Linked DNA regions of Homo sapiens: region 2 is linked to region 1. The links are chromatin contacts, found by Hi-C in ENCODE. All regions are on one chromosome and are shown on one strand. Each heading gives the region's core, a stretch centred on a gene start or an enhancer-like site at or near the end of the contact. The rest is flanking DNA. Distances are from core to core; before and after follow the strand shown. Region 1 has its middle 38 kb from the start of NSG1. Region 2 overlaps JAKMIP1 (janus kinase and microtubule interacting protein 1).

Evidence for each region. A loop is a pair of places that touch in the nucleus more often than their neighbours do. Pooled maps may share reads with other maps.
Region 2: a map with no recorded cell type shows a loop between it and region 1 (8-fold over the local background). The contact joins two enhancer-like sites. A Hi-C loop is called at or near these places in 5 of 37 single-sample maps with no recorded cell type and 3 of 50 pooled maps.

What each region holds. Positions count from the first base shown.
Region 1 is chr4:4,345,521-4,352,163 of GRCh38, reverse strand. No RefSeq gene overlaps it. Among named protein-coding and RNA genes, the nearest start is that of NSG1, 38 kb to the left of the region's middle. Within about 2 kb of position 3,468, at least 3 of the 41 ENCODE cell types and tissues checked have a DNase peak (open chromatin) inside an H3K27ac peak, as active enhancers do.
Region 2 is chr4:6,178,277-6,184,919 of GRCh38, reverse strand. The region is part of intron 1 of JAKMIP1 (janus kinase and microtubule interacting protein 1); the gene reads left to right. Among named protein-coding and RNA genes, the nearest start is that of JAKMIP1, 19 kb to the left of the region's middle. RefSeq lists an enhancer at 3,852-4,141. Within about 2 kb of position 5,393, at least 5 of the 41 ENCODE cell types and tissues checked have a DNase peak (open chromatin) inside an H3K27ac peak, as active enhancers do.

The DNA.
Region 1 (6,643 bases), core at 2,219-4,718:
GTCAGGAGTTTGAGACCAGCCTGACCAGTATGGTGAAACCCCCTCTCTAGTAAACATACAAAAAATTAGCTGGGTGTGGTGGTGCGCACCTGTAATCCCAGCTACTGGGGGAGGCTGAGGCAGGAGAATCCCTTGAACCTGGGAGGCAGAGGTTGCAGTGAGCTGAGATCGTGCCACTGCACTCCAGCCTAGGCGACAAAGCAAGACTCTGTTTCAAAAAAAAAAACAAAGATTTGTGGAAGATTAATCTCATGAAAGGAATTTTGTGTGTGATCAAGTTGGCTAAAATTAGAAGGGAATTATTTAGTTTTTCCAAAAACTGAGGAAACTGTGCATTAATATGAAAAGCACATTGATGCAGGGTCAGAGTATGGGCCTTAATGTTGGAATGACAGGGTTTTCTTGAAGCATCCATCTATTCTTTAATATAAAATTATATGAGTTTATAAAAGGTTTATGGAAATCTTATGTGGCCAAAGATGATTGAGATTGGATGGATTTGTTGATAATTAGGTTTTATTAAATTACCTTTAGCATTAATAATATGCTGATACAAAGGTAGAATTTGGTTTTATCTTTTGAACATGAGTTTCATATAATATTAATAAGATAATAAAAGACTCATGTTTACCTTTTGAGTAAACTGCAAAAAAAAAAAAGAGAAAAAAAGACTCCGTTCATCTCATTCTTCATGCTGTCTTTATTAGGCCTTTTGATTGGAAAACCGGGTCTCTTCTCTATCAAAGAGTAAAGAGGGTGCTTTTTGAAATCTTTAAATTATCACTTTGGCAAAATAAATGACTATTGTTTTACACTGACCTGTGATCCTATTTTAATTAAGTGTGCTAAATCTTCCTTTTTAAGAAGGAACTCCTGTGGCCCAAGAGAAACATATTAAGCCACCGTGGTATGTTAAAGTCATACAGGAAGCTTTGTCAAATAAGAAATGGTGTTTAAATTTGTTTGAGTTATATTTGTATAGATACGTTATGAATGTGTGTTCTCAAGTTATGAGATTCCTAACATTCTGATACGTCTATGTTGTCACACATAATTATAGTTATTATGTTAAATTATTGTATGCCACAGAAATAATCAAATTTCCTTGTTAATTACATCTTTAACTATAGCTACCCGAAGTCTTTTGCCATTCATAGACAATTATTGCTCTATTTTGATTCTTCTCAAAAAGTGATTTACAACTGGCTGCAGTTCAAATTTGCTTTTTCTTCAAAGAGATTCATGGAAAAGGACCCTGGCCCTGTACTCTTTTTTTTTTTTGAGACGGAGTCTTGCTCTTTCGCCCAGGCTGGAGTGCAGTGGCCTGATCTCAGCTCACTGCAAGCTCCGCCTCCTGGGTTCACGCCATTCTCCTGCCACAGCCTCCCGAGTAGCTGGAACTACAGGCGCCCGCCACCACGCCCGGCTAATTTTTTCTATTTTTAGTAGAGACGGGGTTTCACCGTGTTAGCTAGGATGGTCTCGATCTCCTGACCTCGTGATCCGCCCGCCTCGGCCTCCCAAAGTGCTGGGATTACAAGTGTGAGCCACCGCGCCCGGCCGGCCCTGTACTCTTGAATACAGGTTTTTGATAACTTCAAAGATCGTATCATTGGACCAAGTAAAAACATTCAGAACTCTAATAAACTAATGCATTCATGAAGATTGCTAACCCAACATCAAGCAAGACAAGAATTAATTACATGGGACTGAACTGATAGAGGACTGAAATGACTTTTATGATTTTTTGCCCAAAACATTGCTGATTCTTTTTATATTTTGATTTCCACAGTCAAGAAAACTTTTCTCTTTTGAACTATTTGTAGCTTATAGAAACTGGATAAAATATACCTTTGTAAACAAAATGGAAACATTTGCCTTTATCTCTACCTGATTTCCCCAAAACTTGGAAAATCTTCATGAGTATTCGTATTTTATGGCAATCAAGTTATTTGCATTAGTTCAGTAAGAATCTGTTTTCTGTCACAGGATACAATTTAAGACAATTTTTTTTTCAAATCAAGATTCTGACTGGAATGACGTATTTTCAGATATGATAACACTGCTTTGAGGAATTGAAATGGACTTTATAGAGCTGATAAAAAGCCTCTTGGCAAAACTGGCCTGCTATCTTGTCTACATAGTTCCCTTTCAAGGTTTCTAATCTTGCAGTAAATAAAGAATGTGTCTTTCTGATATGCCCAGGAACCAAAAGATATTTTGGGGACCTTGGGAAGAGAGAAATTCACCCAATTTGTACAAGTATTACAGGTGCAGTCTAGCGGTGAATCCTTGGTTTGATGTCCTAGCCTTGAGACTTTTAAAAGTCTAATCTGAAATTCCTTCTGAACGTTCCAGCAAAGTCAACTTAAAAGGGTCTATATGGCCAATCACTATTCTTGCTGCACTTTATGCAAATAATCAGGCCAAGTATAATACTAAACTTTGGTAAAAATAGGGACTGGAGAAAAAAGTTAGGCTCCTGAAGAAAGCTATAGAACACCTGTTATTAGATTCCAGCCCCCGACCATTGTTTTTGAGTTCTTTTATTATTTTCCTACAATTTGAACTGAATCCCCAATGGAATAGGCTTTGTTACTATGTATCTCTCAGGGTTTTGCTTCTTCCAAGAAAACCAGAAAATGATATTCTGAAGAGTGGAGATGATTCAACAAGCAACAACAGCATTTATATAAATCAGTGGCTTGAATGAGGACTACCCAGGAATGAGACTTCCCAGCACTGAGGGATGAAGGACATCTATCACTGCCACCTGCACAGAGACTGATCATCAATGCTGCCATGGGAATAATTTTGATCAACAGGGGGGATATGAGAAAAGAAAAATAGCTCAGAGCAGGCTGAGAACTGAGAGATCTGCAGACCCACAGAGACATGGGTATGGAATTCCAGTCATTCCCTGGCCCCCTGTAGCCGGTGCCTACACCTGGGGACAATTGTTTAAAGTTATTTTGTTCCTACCGGTTGGGCGTGGTGGCTCACGCCTGTAATCCCAGTGAGAGGTGAAGCCAGCTGGGCTTCTGGGTTGGGTGGGGACTTGGAGAACTTTTCTGTCTAACTAAAGGATTGTAAACACACCAATCAGCGCTCTGTGTCTAGCTAAAGGTTTGTAAACGCACCAATCAGCGCTCAGTAAAAACGCACCAATCAGCACTCTGTAAAAACGCACCAATCAGCACTCTGTGTCTAGCTAAAGGTTTGTAAACGCACCAATCAGCACTCTGTAAAAACGACCAATCAGCACTCTGTAAAATGGACTAATCAGCAGGATGTGGTCAGGGCCAAATAAGGGAATAAACGCTGGCCACCTGAGCCAGCAGCTGCAAACCGTTGGGGTCCCCTTGCAGGATGTGGAAGCTTTGATCTTTGGCTCTTCACAATAAATCTTGCTGCTGCTCACTCTTTGGGTCCCCACTAGCTTTATTGTAACACTCACTGTGAAGGTCTGTGGCTTCACTCCTGAAGTCAGCGAGACCACAAACCCATCGGGAGGAACAAACAACTCTGGACGCGCCACCTTTAAGAGTTGTAACACTCACTGCTAAGGTCTGCAGCTTCACTCCTGAAGTTAGCGAGACCACGAACCCACTGGAAGAAGAAACTCGGGACACATCTGAACATCTGAAGGAGCAAACTCTGGACACACCATCTTTAAGAACTGTAACACTCACCGCGAGGGTCCGTGGCTTCATTCTTGAAGTCAGCGAGACGAAGAACGCACCAGAAGTAACCAATTCCAGACACACCAGCACTTTGGGAGGCCAAGACCAGCAGATCACAAGGTCAGGAGTTCAAAACCAGCCTGACCAACATGGTGAAACCCCATCTCTACTAAAAATACAAAAATTAGCCGGGCGTGGTGGCGCATGCCTGTAATCCCAGCTACTTAGGAGGCTGAGGCAGGAGAATCGCTTGAACTCAGGAGGTGGAGGTTGTGGCGAGCTGAGATTACACCATTGCACTCCAGCCTGGGCCACAGAACAAGACTCTGTCTCAAAAAACAAAAAAAGAAAAGAAAAAAAAAGTTATTTTGTTCCTGCCTAGCTGCCTCACTCATTATCTTCATGTTCCTGAAATGTGTGATAAAAAGAACAACCTATACCCAATCAAAACTTGTTATTTTACTACACGTTCTTGATAAACAACTCAGGAACTGCCTCTTCTTTTCCTTTAAAAATTTACTTTTAACTGCTGCTAATTGGAGTGTATATTCAGAGCAATTTGAATCTATGCTCCTGGGATGCAATCCTCAAGCTTGGCCCAAATAAACTTTGTACTTAAATGAATGTTGCCTCAGCTTCTTCCTTTTAAGTCAACAGAGGCAGCTGTGTTCCTCACTAGGGGTCTGTTTTCTAGGTAGATAGGGGAGCGTCAGAGAATAGCCTCCTCCAGTGCTTTGAGAGAGACAGAAGGTTGACAGGCAGGAGGAGAGGGATCAGAGAGACCTTGAGGCTGCTTCTTCAGGTCTGCATGGGAAGTGTCATATTGTGGGGAATTGTTTTCTGTGCTCCAACAATAGTATATGACATGGCCCCATATCTGTCCCAGAGAGAGGCCCTTGTCATACTTGGAAATTTTTCTCTTTATGACTCTTGTCATGAGTATCTCAAGTCCTTTTATTCTGCACAATTTTGTACACATTTGTGGTCCCACTGGATATACAATTTTGCATCCCTTCTCACTTAGCATAAGCATTCTTCTAAGTTAGCAAAAACCCTTTTATTTTATCAATGCCTATGGTTAGACATTTAAGCTAGTTTTAATTTGTTTCTGCCACTGTTTTTTTTTTTTTTTTTCAGATGTTGTAACAGCATCTTTGTATAGAAATTGTGACCACATCTCTGATTATTTCCTTGGGAGAGAGTTTTAGAAGTGGAATCATGGAATCAAATGGAATGGATCTTTTGGCCGCCCCTGGGAAACACTGTCCAATTGCTTCCCGAAAAGAGGCCACAGCAATGTAGGAAAGTGACTGTTCAAGAAACAGTTTCCAGCATTCACAATTACCATTTACAAAAACTTTCACTAATGAAGGCCAAGAAATGGCATCTTACATCAGTTAGTATTTATTTGATCACCAGGGGGTGAAAACATTTGCAGGCATGTTAACTAGTAATATTTTCTTCTGTGGGTTGCCTGTTAATTCTCTTTGCTTCTGACCTTTTATTTATTTTATTATTTCAATAGTTTTTGGGAGTACAGGTGGATTTTGGTTACATCACTGAGTTCTTTAGTGGCGAATTCTGAGATTTTAGTGCACCCATCACCCCAGCAGTGTACACTGTACCCAATATGTTGTCTTTTATCCCTCATCCACCTCCCAACCTCCCCCGATCCCTGCCCCAGCTTTTGACTTCTTAAAAGTACAACAAAAGGCCTGGCGTGATGACTCACGCCTGTAATCCCAGCACTTCGGGAGGCTGAGGCAGGCGGATCACCTGAGGTCGGGAGTTCGAGACCAACCTGGCCAACATGGTGAAACCCCATCTCTACTAAAAATACAAAAATAGCCGGGCATGGTAGTGCATGCCTGTAATCCCAGCTGCTTGGGAGGCTGAGGCACGAGAATTGCTTGAACCCAGGAGGCAGAGGTTGCAGTGAGACGAGATTGCGCCACTGCACTCCAGCCTGGGCAACAGAGCGAATCTCTGTCTCAAAGAAAAGAACAGAGATGCAGAGGCCAGGTGCGACGGCTCATGCCTGTAATGCAGCACTTTCGGAGGCCGAGGCAGGTAGATAGCTTGAGCCCAGGAGTTCGAGACCAGTTTGGACAAAATGGCAAAACCCATCTCTACCAAAATACAAAAATTAGCCAGTCTAATAACCTGGTCTCAAAATAAATAAATAGATTAAATTTTTCAAAAGAAAAAAAGAAAGATGCAGAGACAGACCCAGAGGAAGGAAGGCCATGTGACAACGGAGGCAGAGACTGGAGCGATGCAGCTACAAGCCAAGGTGGGCCAGGACCACCAGAAGTGGGAAGAGAAGAGGAAGGGTCCTGCCTTAAAGTCATCAGAGAGAGGACGGCCCTGCCAACACCTTGACTTTGGACTTCTGGCCTCCAGCACTGGGAGAGAATACATGTCTGCTGCTGAAGGCCACCCAGCTTGGGGTCATTTGTTCTGGAAGCCCCAGGACACTGACACAGGGCTTATGGCTGTCAGGGCAGGCAGGACGGTGTTGGCCAGGTGGCTGAGATGCAGCAGAGCTGGGTACATGTGGGCATCAGGGAGACTGGACTCAACCCCAGCTCTGCCACCCGGAGCTGACTGGCTTTGGATCAGCTATGTAGCCTCTCTGTGCCTCAGTTTCCCTTTCTGTAAGTTGAGGATACTAATAAGTGCCCCGTGAGGCTGCTATAAGAGTTGAAGGAGATGATGCAGCAAACTAACACAGGAACAGAAAAACAAACACCGCATGTTCTCACTCATAAGTGGGAGGTGAACAACGAGAACATGTGGACACAGGGAGGGGAACATCACACACCGGGGCCTGTTGGGGGTGGGGGTTTAGGGGAAGGAGAGCATTAGGAGAAATACCTAATGTAGAAGATGAGTTGATGGGTGCGGCAAACCACCATGGCACATGTATACCTATGTAACAAACCTGCACGTTCTGCACA
Region 2 (6,643 bases), core at 4,144-6,643, 1.8 Mb before region 1:
TTCTTTATTCTAGCTGTGCTGGCAGCTGATGAGATGGTGCCCACCCACACCGAGGGCAGGTCTGCCTCTCCCAGTCCACTGACTGAAATGTGAATCTCCTTTGGTAAGATCCTCACAGACACACTCAGGAACAATACTTTCTATCCTTCTGTCCAATCGAGTTGACACTCAATATTAACCATCACTCCACTTATCCTGTAGTTATGCATTCTGTTTGGCTGTTTCTAAAATAGTTGACAATTGGTTGCTTCCCTTCGATAGGCACAATCACCCCTGCTCTCTTGCTGAATCTACAGGTGAGCGCGGGGGACCCTTGTTTCCTAGAGTGCAGACAGCAGCTCTTCCCGTCCATATAGCACCCATCCCACACTGGCGCTCAGGGTGGAGGGTGTGCTTGGCTTCTAGTATTTTCTTGAGGAAGAGGGAAGGCACCCTGGCTCTTATACTGCACTTGCCTTGCCCTCTCTCCCTCCTTGTGATGCTGAGTGTGGGCTGTATTGTCATTTCTAGGAAAGGAGGGAAGGCGGCAGAGTCTGAAAACCAGCAGTGGGCTGGGAGTAGGGAGGCGTGTGTTCGAGGCATGCCCCCTTCCTGGCTGTGGTGCCTGGGAGCGGTTCTTCCTTCCCTAGGGCATTTGTGGAGTGTCTGCTATGTGCTGGGCACCTGGTTTCTGCCTATTGAGAAGGGATGATACTCACAGGACAGTGTGATACACTCACCTCTCTTTGGGTTTGTTTTCCCATCTGCAAAATGAAGTCTTTTCAAAAATAAAATTTTTACATAGCTAAACCACCCTGCTCCAATATACAAAACAGAGAAGTGATGGTTTATTCTCACATTTATCTTATGACTTTAAACTGACAACATTTACCAGTTATAAGGTCAGTCAGTGAGGACAGTGAGGTTGCTCTGATGAATTCAACTTTCAAAACGAAAAGTATAGGGTGACAGTTGCAATCTGAACAGCTGTGGCATCTTGAGTATTAATGGACTTTGTTGTGGTTGTGAAAATATTCTGTTGTGACGATTTGCATACCGCATTTGTGATTCCGTTTTTGGGAGTGACTTGTCTTGCATTCTCAGAGTGCATTTCACTGGAGATGACAGGAGAGGCTGTCCCCCAAGCCCTGCACAAAGCTGAGTGTTCACCTGGCAGCCCAGGTCCCTGCAGTGGGGTCTACCAGGGTTAATATTGGGTTTGCAGCCCATTTGAGTTGGTGTGATGTTTTCACAGTTTAAAATTATTACACCTAGAAAAAAGAAGTCAAGCATCTGTTGCTCCAGACCTTTGACTCCTGGCCCTCCCAAACATCTTCAAGGAGCACCAGGACTCCATGGAAGGTGGTTTGAAAACCAAGTCCCAGCACCCTGAGTACTGAAGTTTCTGTTCCATTTTACTTTCTTTTTTAAATTTATTTATTTATTTATTTATTTATTTATTGAGACAGAGTCTTGCTCTGTCACCCAGGCTGGAGTGCAATGGCATGATCTTGGCTCACTGTAACCTCTGCCTCCCAGGTTCAAGCGACTCTCCTGCCTCGGCCTCCCAAGTAGTTGGTATTACAGGCACCCGCCACCAAGCCCGGCTAATTTTTGTATTTTTAGTACAGACGGAGTTTCACCATGTTGGCCAGACTGGTCTCAAACTCCTGACCTCAGGTGATGCGCCTGCCTCAGCCTCCCAAAGTGCTGGAATTACAGGCGTGAGCCACTGCACCTGGCCCTGTTCCATTTTAGACATCAGCCAGCACCCCTTCGCAGGGCACCTGTATCTGTGTGTCTAGATATCTGTGGTATTGTTATCTGCCTGTATCATGTTTAGCTCTTTGTTCTGTCTCAACCTTCAAGAGTCCTTGTATTACTAAGATGGGACCTGGGAACCTGGAGCCTCCAGGACCATCACTGGCTGAGCTGAGCTGAGCTGAGCGGGAGGAAGGGCTGCCTTGGGAGCTGGCACTGGCCTGACCTCCAAGTCTCTGTGAGCAGACCTTGAGGGACCTGTGCCTTCCTAGGCATCTCCAGGTCATATCTGCTCCCTTCTTCCTCGGGATGGCTGTGGAGTTATAGGAAGTGTTTGGGGAAAGGAGCAGTTGTATCTAGAAACGGTGATATGTTTCCGAAACTCACACTGTCACTCCACTGCTCCAGGGGCTCCCCGCTGGCCCAGGATAAAGCACAGACTCCTTGTCATCACACATGTGGCCTTATCTCCTGATGCTCCTGCTGTTACCTACTGTCTCAGACCATTTGGCTGCCATAGCAGAAATACCATAGACAGAGGGGCTGAAACAACAGAAGCTTATTTCTCACCGTTCTGGAGGCTGGAAGTCTGAGATCATGGTGCCAGACAACTTGGTTCATGGTGAGGCCCCTCTTCCTGGTTCGCAGGAGGCTGCCTTCTTACTGTGCCCTCGCATGGTGGAGAGAGAAAGGAAATAAGCTCTCTTGTGTCCCCCTCCTTTTTTTCTTTTCTTTTCTTTCTTTCTTTCTTTCTTTTTTTTTTTTTTTTCTGAGACAGGGTCTCGCTCTGTTACCCAGGCTGGAGTGCAGTGGTGTAATCACTGTTCATTGCAGCTTTGAGCTCCCGGGCTCAAGTGATCCTCCCACCTCAGCCTCCCAAGTAGCTGGGACTACAAATATGCACCACCACACCTGACTAATTTTTTTAATTTTGTAGAGATGAGGTCTCATTATGTTGCCCAAGCTGGTCTTGAACTGAGCTCAAGCAATCCACCTTCCCCGGCCTCCCAAAGAGCTGGGATTACAGGTGTGAGCCACCGAGCCTGGTTTCCTGTCCCTTCTTATAAGGTCACTAATCTCATCATGAGGGCTTCACCCTGATGACCTAATTACCCACCATAGGGTTTCAATGTATCAATTTGGGGGGACATAAACATTCACTCCATAACACTGTCCCTTACCTTATTGAATCGTCTGCTTTCCCTGAACTTGCCCAGACCCCTCCTCCTCCTGTCTGCACAGGCTCATCTCCTTGGGCATCACCCATCCTCCCAAGGCCAGGGCGGGTCCCTCCCTGTACATCTGTCTGTCACAGCCATGGTCACAGTGTGTGACTGATGCCATTCACAGTCTTCTTCCCCGCTGGCTAGAGCTCTGTGAGGGAAGGGGCTGTGTGAGATTCATGTTTGAGGCTCAGCACAGGGTCTGGCATGGAACAGGCACTAGGATGCTGTTGAATGAATGAATGAATGAATGGAGCTTGCGTTGCTGCTGCTCTCCCTCTCTGATGCCAATTGACTTTTCTTTGACCCCTGCTCCTCCATCTGCATATCCTGATTTCACCCCTTCCACAGCCCACTTTGGATGTCCCTTCCCTCACCACGCTGGCACCCATAGGCCCTGGTCTCCCAGTTATCACCTGGGCTTGTTACAGTGTCTCCTTTGCTTGGCTAGGAGCTCCTCAAGGGATGGGGGAGCCACTGAGACATTGAGGGACTCTGCAAATGTCTGCACCTGAGAAGGACTTCCTTCTGTACTGAGCTGGTGGTAACCTGATAGTGACCTGGTAGTAACCTGGCAGTAAGCTCATCTTGGTTTATGTACTCCAGGCCTGTAATTAGTGTTACTCTTCGAGCCCCTGGTCTCTTCCTCTCTCAGCATGACCCTCCCCTCCACCCTTTCTGGAACTGCTTTCTTGAGAGGAAGCCTAAGAAATGTGAACTGCGTCCACCAGCACATCTCACAAAGCCTTGTGCACACAGGAGGTGTTTGGTAGGTGTCTGTCAAGGAGCGCCCTGTTCAGCATCTAGTCATATCAAGCCCACACGGGGTGGTGAGTATAGAAAGGATGTAGAAACCACAAAAAGAAGTTGCCCTTTGCTTGGAAGTCACTGACTACCCCTTCTTGTTCTTGGTGGTGTGGTTACTTGCTAGTCTCTTGACTCATTTCAGCAGAGGTGAGACAGAAACGACCTGATGGCTGGGGCCTTTTCTGGGACTTCTTAAGGGGTCTTTGCACGTTAATAAAGGGGAGATTCCAAAATGATGCAATGAGTTGGCCAAGAGCCAGCAAGTAGCAGTTGAAAAAGAAAAAGTTTTTATACTAAGCTTGGGACTTGAGCAGCTAGACTCCTCCCTGCTCAATGTGCCATGGCCCTCTGAGAACAAAGCACGTTGACAGAAAATTAAATGTCACTGAATTAGCTGCAACATCCACTTGCTACAACCTCCACCCCCACTTGCTAATTGGGTCATGTTGGTCAAAGTACTTCACCCCTTCCTGCTGGTCCATTAAAATGGGGGTACTAAGAATACCCTTGTCACAGGGCTGCAGAATACTAGGTAATTTGGACAGTTTGAAACAGTTCCTGCTACACAGTGAGAGCTATATAAATGGTGACTTATTACTTGGTGCATGTTTGTTGAATTGTAGTAAATTATCTGATGGGAGAGGGGTGTCTGTGTTGTTATGGTGCTTAATTCTTCTTGTAGCACAGGTATCGGTCCCCATTGCCTATCCTCACCTCCAAGTTTCTCTCCTGTTCAGCAGCTGATAAGATTTTATAGTGAAAATCTCAATAAGAAAGAAGACTTCACGTGCACAGAATGTTCTAAAGGAAGCTTCATTATGTTCTCTTGAATGTTGATAAACAACTCTCATTTCTATTTGATGAGAATTTTTTGTGGGTTCTGAATGTTACGAGTAGCAATTTTATCAGAAATTATTTCTGTTTGTGGGTATGTTTGGTGGGGAATTGAAGTTGGTGGTTTTCTGATATTGGAAGCATTTCATGAACTGGGGTATTTCAAAACTGCTGTTTATGAAAGTGTTGGGGCTAATTCAGTGGCACTTAATTTTCTGTCAATATGCTTTGTTCTAAGAGGGTCATGGCTTGTTGTGCAGGAAGGAGCCTGCTGTTTATCCCTGCAAATGTTCTTGCATGGCTTCTAAGAGGATGTCAGGCATGCTGCTGGTCCTAGGGATAGAAAACAAAACAGACACAGTTCTTTGGGCAGCTGGGAACTGGTCTTAGATTCAGAGAGACCTGGGTTCAAGTCCTGACTCTGTCATTTACAAGCTATGGATTTTAAGAAAGTGACTTCACCTCTTTGAGCCTCAGTTTCCTTATCTGTCATATGGGGATAATATTGCTACCTGTTTTACAAGGAGGCTTTGAGGATGGATTGAGATGAGGTGTACCCAGCATACTACCTGGCATAGAATAGTCTCTTCTTTTGAGTGGCAGCTCTTGGTTTAGCTGTTGCTTTTGGTCTGGGGGCAGGAGTGATACCCCAAGAGACCCATGCAGCCTGACTCAGGGCCACTGCTGGGCCACTTCCCTTCCCTTGTTCTCTGCCTGGTGCAATGAGCAGGGTCACCTTTTGCAGAGGAGGTAGGTTTGTGTCAGGGCAATGGGCTTGGTTTCCTGTGGGTTTGTGGCTTTGTAGGGTTGTCCCTTGACGGTGCCTGTAGGGGGTGTCAGGAAGGTAGAGGAAGGAGGTGGTGGTGGATGGGGCAGGGTCTCCCTGTGTGGGGCTCAGCCTTCCTGTCCTGTTCCATCCAGTCTGCCTCTTGGCTGTTGCATTTACTGAGTACTCACCTGAGCAGGTGCTTTAGGTTCCTCTTTAAGCCTCTCAACCACCATGCAAGATGGTAGGAGGAAACCAAGACCCCACGAGGTTAAGCAGTCATTTAGGGGTTAGAGTTAGTGAATCTGGGGCTTTGAGATGAGAATCTCACCCTCTCTCCAGCCACATAGGGCTGCCCAGGTGGTTTCAGCAAAGGTGGCATGGGAGACCTAGGTGTGCCTGTGGGTCCTTCTAAGACCATTTCATGAAAAAGAGCAACAAAGGTTTGAAAAGCACATTCTAGTCTTTCCCCAACCACTCTCTGGACATATAGCCCAGTTTTATTTTTTCCTGGGAATATGCTATACCAGCTTTGTAACCTGATCTTTTTGGATGTGGCAATCCATTCTGAAGACATTCCAGAGAAACAATTCATAAATGAATGACCGAGTGTGCTCTCCGAGCCAGGCACTGTGCCGGGGCAGGGAGACAGCTGGTGAACAATCCCATGTGAAGAGGGAGGGACCTTAATCAAGTACGAGGTGCTCTGAGGTTGGGAGATGGGGGAGGTTTGTGTGGGGATGAGGTCAGTGGAAGCCTCTCTGGAGACATGACCTAGAGAATTTGGTAGGGTATATTAGTCTGTCCTCACATTGCTAATAAAGACATACCTGTGACGGGAATTTATAAAGAAAAGAGGTTTAATTGACTCACAGTTTTGCATGGCTGGGGAAGCCTTAAAAAACTTACAATCATGGCATTAGGGGAAGCAAACACGTCCTTCTTCACCTGGCGGTATCAAGGAGATGCAGTTTCGAAATATCCCGGTTCATGAAATGCTTCCAATATCATCAGAAAACCACCTACTTCAATTCCCCACCAAACACACCCACAGACACAAATAATTTCTGATAAAATTGCTACTCGTAACATATTCAGAACCCACTTAAAGTTCTGATCAAATAGAGCTTACTCACTATCATGAGAATAGTATGGGGTAAACTGCCCCCATGATTCAATTACCTCCCGAGAGGTCCCTCCCACCACACATGGGGATTATGGGAACTACAATTCAAGAGGAGATTTGGGTGGGGACACAGCCAAACCATATCGT